Regions from separate parts of the Homo sapiens genome. Here region 2 is linked to region 1. The links are chromatin contacts, found by Hi-C or POLR2A ChIA-PET in ENCODE. All regions are on one chromosome and are shown on one strand. The core of a region is the stretch at or near the end of the contact, and the rest is flanking DNA. Distances in the headings are between cores, read along the strand shown. Region 1 holds the start of CORIN (corin, serine peptidase). Region 2 overlaps NIPAL1 (NIPA like domain containing 1).

Region 1 (3,113 bases), core at 323-2,822:
GAGACTGATCGACCCTATCTCAAATCCACTGACGTAGCTACTTTAATTTCATAGTCCCTGTAGCACCTCCACCAGAGGGCAGAAAGTGGAAGAGAAAGAAGATGAAATAGAAACTTGTACTTGGCCTCAGAATGCCTGTAGAAACCTTAGCAATTGAATCCAGCCCTTATGTTATAGGCTGAGTTAACTGTGGCCCAGAAAGACTATGTGATTTGCTCACAGTTCTTGATTCCCAGACTGGCACTGCGGTGATGGTGTGTGATGAGGTAGTATCTTAGTAAGAACACAATCCAGAAGTCACTGCCTCGGGGGAATCCCAGCTCAGCTTCTTGCTAGCTTGCGTAGGCTGGTTACTTCACTTCAGCTCCCTGAATCTGCTTTCTTATCTCTAAAATAAAAATAATAGCTTCTTCCTCAGAGTAGTTGGTGGAACTGAAAGAATACATGTAAAGTGCTTAGTATGACACCTGCCACATAATATGAACTGAATTATTGTGAATTATGATAAATTTGTCAGATACTGGTTTACAAATCGGATGTTAGAATAACATGGAATCAGTGTTTCAGTCATTTTACTATACATATGCAATATTTTCTACATTTGATCTCACTTCAGAAACAAAATACTGCCCCCCCCATTTTACAAATGCATATTTTTTTCTCAGCAATAATGTTCAAGAACAAGTGCTTGGCCCATATTTTGTTGTCTTTACATGGCTTTCTTTAAATAATGGGGATGGATTTATTAAATAACCTCATGAGTAATTTTCAAAATTTCCATTAAGATCTTGATTGAAATTGGATGAAAAATCATTTCTAAGAAAAACCCAATGAAGTGTTTTTCTTTGCCACATTTGACAATTGCCTTGGACTTGGTAAAGTAATCATTACTGTGTTGAGTACCTCCAGTGCCCTCCTTGACGCTGCCTTAGAAAAGGTAGCTGCTTTTGAATGACAGGCAGGAATTTGTTCGCCTTTTAGGTTCAGCCTGTAGGTGCCCTCTGCAGGAAATCAGGAACTAGGGTTTTGGAAGCAGTCAGGGTGGGGTTCTCCCTTGTCCCTGCAGCCTCAGCAAAGACTCAGGCAGTCTGGCAAAAGCAGTTTCTTCAGCATACCTAACAGAACGCAAGTTTCCATATGCCTGATGCAAATAATGGCCTCCAAACGTTAAACCTTTTTTGAGATAAACTTGTTCTTTAATTGCCAGCGCCTGCAGTTAATTTTGATTGGCTACACTCTGGTTAAAAGAAAATGCTTTCGATGTGATATGGCAAATTTGGAGAAAAGTAACTCTTTTGCTCCCAACCAGTCTTCCACAACTTAAACTTAATCGTCCTGTCCTTTTCTGCTGCCCTCGTGGAGTGTAAGTTTTTGAGGGAGACCAGCAGAAACTGACTTTCCATATGCCCCTGAAGAATAACTTCTTTGAATGCAAAGAGGTGGGGACACGGAGGATCTGTCATTACGGGTTATTATGGGTGGGACCCAGAGACGGGAGTGAAGGGAGGGTGTGGCCCGCGGGTGGGATCTGTAGAGCAGACAAAATATGGGGCCCCTGGCGCTTAAAGTTCAGTTTGTCTCTCTTGAGCTTGGAGAAAATCATCCGTAGTGCCTCCCCGGGGGACACGTAGAGGAGAGAAAAGCGACCAAGATAAAAGTGGACAGAAGAATAAGCGAGACTTTTTATCCATGAAACAGTCTCCTGCCCTCGCTCCGGAAGAGCGCTGCCGCAGAGCCGGGTCCCCAAAGCCGGTAAGATCGATGATTCGCTGTCCTACCGCAGCCAGGTGTGATGGCCTCTTAGTCCCGGTGAATTCAGGGTCAGCCCCTCCCGCCCCCGTCCTCTCCTCCGCCCGATGCCACCTCCTTCCCCAGCCGCCGGTGAGCTCCCGCTCTGACAGTTCCGCGCTCAGCGCCCTGCACCCAGTTCCCAGGCGCACGGCCCTGGTCCCGACCACCACCCCGGTCGCCCGGCGTCCGAGACCCTCCCAGGGTCATGGGCAGGGTTTCCTTCAGTGTTCGAGTCGGCTCGATCCGGAGACCCCGGTCTCCATGCCGGGGGTGATGCCACCTTTCCTGCAGAGTCCCTCCTCCGCACGGTGCCCTCCAAGCATCTAGTGGACTTGGCTGCACACTGGCGGCAGGGGAGGCTGCAGGTGGAGCTGTCGGAGCCAGCCCCTCGGGGATCTACAGCTTCCTGTCTGCGCCGGCGTCTCGGGCGCCGGGTGGCTGGAGGGACTGTGCAGCAGTCTTGCCTGCCCCAGACGTAAGCCCCCTTCCCCAGCTGCGAGCGCCTGGGTGTCGGTCCCTCCACAGCCCGGGCTCGCGCTTGGTTCCCCGGCCCCCAGTTGGTGCCTGGGGATCACTCGCCCGTCCTAAGTGCTGGCATCCCAGAACTGGCCCTCTTGCAGAGTGCTGGGAACTTGTAGGTCCCTGCGTGCAAACTTTCTCCGGCGTGAACCTGCCTAGGCACAGGAGGGCTGGCCGCCGGGGGCGCAGGCTCTGCGCTGTAGGATTTGGTTGGCTCAGATCCAGTCCTGGGAAGGGGCAGCGTTGGCTCTCGTTCAGGAGGAGAAAGAAAGGGAAGGGCACCACGGACAGTCCCTACTGGCCTGAGCCCCCAGGAAGAAGGTCTAATTTGCGGCTGCCCCTCTCCTTCGGTGTCATTAGGGCCCCGGAATCCGCTTGCTACCGCGAGGGTCCCAGCTGCTCCGAATCGGGGACCGACCGGTGACGCTAGCTGCAGGCAGAGAGGGCAGGCTGTGCGGGCGGAAGGGAGGTGGTGTCTTGTCGGATCTTACTGGGACCCAGTTCCTGAGCTCCCGTGGCAGGCGCCTCACTCCTGCTACTACCTGCTCGGGGCCAGTGGATGGCAGTGTACGCGCTTTTTGCACGGCTCCCGGTTCCTGGGACCGAGCCCTGGGAGCTCTGACTTTGAATTCAGCAGGGAAGCTTCGGGGCTGGGCATTCCCAGGGAAGCTGTTCGAGTAATTCATAAAGTGGAGCTTTCCTCCCGCGGGAAACTTCTGAGAACGATGCGCTGCGAAGACGGACTCCTGTACAAGACTTCGATGACTGACATAGGCACAATTGTGGCTTCTAGTTTTTATTTT
Region 2 (3,113 bases), core at 240-2,739, 200 kb before region 1:
TGTGAGCCATTGCCCAGACAGAAGATACTTTTACTACAAACTTGTGTTCATAGCTTATATATCTGATATACAAGTAAAGTGAAACAGCAATCAACAGAGTAAACACATTTTTGACCTGAGGTATCAACCCATGGACCTTCCATGGATTATCGATTTTCAAAAACGTAGAATGCATTAGAATTGCACTCAACACTAAACTATGCTGAAAAGACTATAATGTATAATGGAACATTAGGGCCTTGCAGCCATCTCAGGTAGGTTGTCATTGTGAACATCAGTCATTGTTTAATAGAACTGTGGAAATGCTGAAGTTAGTTTAATCGAATTCTGAATAATAAAGTTTACCATTATTACCTCAGGTAGTCTTGAAGTAGCTTAGAAACAAAAACCAAACCTAATAACATTTAAGGTTAGAGCAGAAAAACATTCAGTCTACCTGAATTTTTTTTTTTTTAATGACAACTTTTTGGTTAGGATTTTTGTTTTGAGAAAAATAAGATTGTTATAAAAATAAGATAGCCAATTTATTTTCCATAAAATCAATAAGTGACAGTAAATCTGTCCATCACATTAAAGACCACCAAAAATGTTATTCCTGCCATGCATTTGAAATGAGAGGGGAAAATTTTATAAACATTTTAATGTGCGAAAAAGGTATTTTCCTGCAGTAGCCCCTGAGATCTTAGTATTTTGTTTGCCAGGAAGTTAACTTTCTATCCTATTAGAATATATCTATTTTTAAAGGTTAGTAACTAATTATAATTTCCTTAATAAGGGTGAAAGTGCAAAATTTCAAGAGAGCCATTATGATAATTTGTTCAGATTTTTCACAAAGATTTTTCTAGTTGCTTCCAAACAGTCTGTGGAAAACTCACTCTTTAGGGATAAAACATTTGAGAGCAATCGAAATGTAGGATATAATCCTGAAATAATGTAGCAATCTTTTACAAAAATCTCTATATCAACAAGAAAAATAACCTTTAGGATAATAGTAAAAGAAAAGGAAAAAAAATGAACATAAGTGACTCCAAAGCTGAATTCACCTGGACTTCTTCAGAAACTCCATTTTGTCCTATGTCTTCCAGACCTGAGTTAATTAATGGAACCTGTGAAAACAATCACGTGTCTGTGTTTTTGTGAGAAGAAAACTTTTTCCTTTATCTGAAGTATTTTTCTCTTCCTCCGTTCTCCCTCTTTAACTGGTAGTAAATTCCTATGATAATGTCAATAAGTTACAATTCATAAACTCTTCATGGGTGGGTATGTCTTGTGTATTCTAGCCCACTAACAAATAAAGCAGGCTTTTTTTTAAATTTCTTTTTTCTTAAAATAACTAATTAGCTATCTAGTTTAAGAAGGAGGTGCAGAAGGAAGAACAAAGCACCCGTGGTTTCACTTCTGTTTTAAAAAAAGTTTTTTAAAGCAAAAGCCCCTGGCCCTTTCTCTTCTTCTTTTTTGAGACAGGGCCTTGCTTTGTCACCCAGGCTGGAGCACAATGGCGCAATCTGGGCTCACGGCAGCCCCAACCTCGCAGACTCAAGCAATCCTCCCACCTCAGGCTCCCGGGTGGCTGGAACTACAGGCATGTGCCACCACGCCTGGCTAATTTTTGTATTTTTTGTAGAGACAGGGTCTCGCCTTGTGGCCCAAGGTGGTCTCGAACTCCTGAGCTCAAGTGATCTGTCCGCCTTGGCCTCCCAAACTGCTAGGATTACAGGTGTGAACCACCATGCCTGGCCTCTCTTCTCAGTTTTAATATGAGAAATTACATGATTATACCTTTCTGAAATCTTGTTGAGTTTGAAATTATGACTCAACGGAGAATATGACTGATACTGTGTCTATCAGAACACTGCTAACTGTATATTGGTGAATGACTGTAAGTCTAAAAATAGCTACCAAAGAAATGAAGAGCCACCTGGCAGAGACAAAGATACTGTGACCAGAAGAAGGAGATTATTCTGAGACACACATAGCTCTTTGACTTCTTTGATCCTTAGAGAGTATTTCAAAGTTTGTAGAGATTCTGGAGGATAATCAATTTGATTTTCAAATTCAATGGCCAAAAAAATGGCATTTTTACTTGGCCTCACATCTAAATTAGTTAGAACTGCAAAAATGCTAACTTTCCTAGCAGTTCTTCCAAGAAGCAAGCATTCATTTTCCTCTTCGTGTGTCTCATATTGGTTAAAACTCAGTGTTTCTAGAGACTTCAGTCATCAGTTCTACTAAACAAGGTAACGTCATCATTGTATCCTGGGGCTGAACACTCCAAGTTCTCTAGTAAAACATAATTGTTTTCATTGACATTCAGAGAGACGGCTTCTTTCTTAGCAGTGGATGTAAGCTCACTCCAAGTAATGTCAGTATTTTTAAAAGCATGTAGAAGGAAGATGCCAATGATAATAGTGAAGAATCCACTCAGGGTCCCAATGATATCTCCAGCTGTCATGCCATACCACTCTTGGAATAAGATGGCAGAGCAAGTCACTACCATGGATGTGAAGAATACATAATAAATGGGTGTCACAAGAGAGGTATTAAAGGTGTCCAGTGCCTTGTTGAGATAGTTAATCTGTGTAGTTACTGAAAGCACAAGTACAGCCAGCAAAACAAAGACCAGCGGATGTTTGTAAACTGGCTTCCATTCTATCAGCTCCTTAATGGCAATTCCCAGGCCTTTCACAGAAGAAACTGAAAACGCTCCAATCAAGGAACAGATTGAAATATAAACCAATATATTGGTCTGTCCTTTCTTGGGAGCCACAATCAAAATCAGCACCAAGGAGATCACAGTTATGATCACAGCAAAGGAAATAAACCCTGTTAGAAGGAGAAAAGAATTTGACTTTAGAAAATGCTCACAGGATTATACCTTTCTGAAATCTTGTTAGTCATGAGTTTAAGAGCATAGGTATTTTAGAAATAGAAGTGAGATCAAATTAAAAACAACATTCTATTGCATAGTTCTCAATATTTTACAAAGGATTTTCACAAACATATCATTTAAATCTCACCAATACCACTATGAGCTAGGGCGAATATTATCAGATTAACTTTTTATTTTCAGAGGAAGAGAGTGGCAAAGATTTGATTTTGAATATATGTCTTTT

What was found. A loop is a pair of places that touch in the nucleus more often than their neighbours do. ChIA-PET counts read pairs that join two places held with the same protein, here RNA polymerase II (POLR2A). Pooled maps may share reads with other maps.
Region 2: a pooled map shows a loop between it and region 1 (5-fold over the local background). The contact joins the enhancer-like site here to the promoter of CORIN in region 1. A Hi-C loop is called at or near these places in 1 of 37 single-sample maps with no recorded cell type and 10 of 50 pooled maps. POLR2A ChIA-PET finds 5 or more read pairs at or near these places in 1 of 52 experiments (activated T-cell).

The regions. Positions count from the first base shown.
Region 1 is chr4:47,836,526-47,839,638 of GRCh38, reverse strand. CORIN (corin, serine peptidase) reads left to right here and starts at 1,572. Exons shown (of 22, transcript NM_006587.4): 1 at 1,572-1,752. The coding sequence starts at 1,690. All of the region lies in intron 1 of LOC101927179 (a long non-coding RNA gene), which reads right to left.
Region 2 is chr4:48,035,272-48,038,384 of GRCh38, reverse strand. It overlaps NIPAL1 (NIPA like domain containing 1), which reads right to left. Exons shown (of 6, transcript NM_207330.3): 6 at 1-2,823. The coding sequence ends at 2,213. Among named protein-coding and RNA genes, the nearest start is that of NIPAL1, 20 kb to the right of the region's middle. RefSeq lists enhancers at 1,373-1,432, 1,453-1,712. Within about 2 kb of position 1,489, at least 5 of the 41 ENCODE cell types and tissues checked have a DNase peak (open chromatin) inside an H3K27ac peak, as active enhancers do.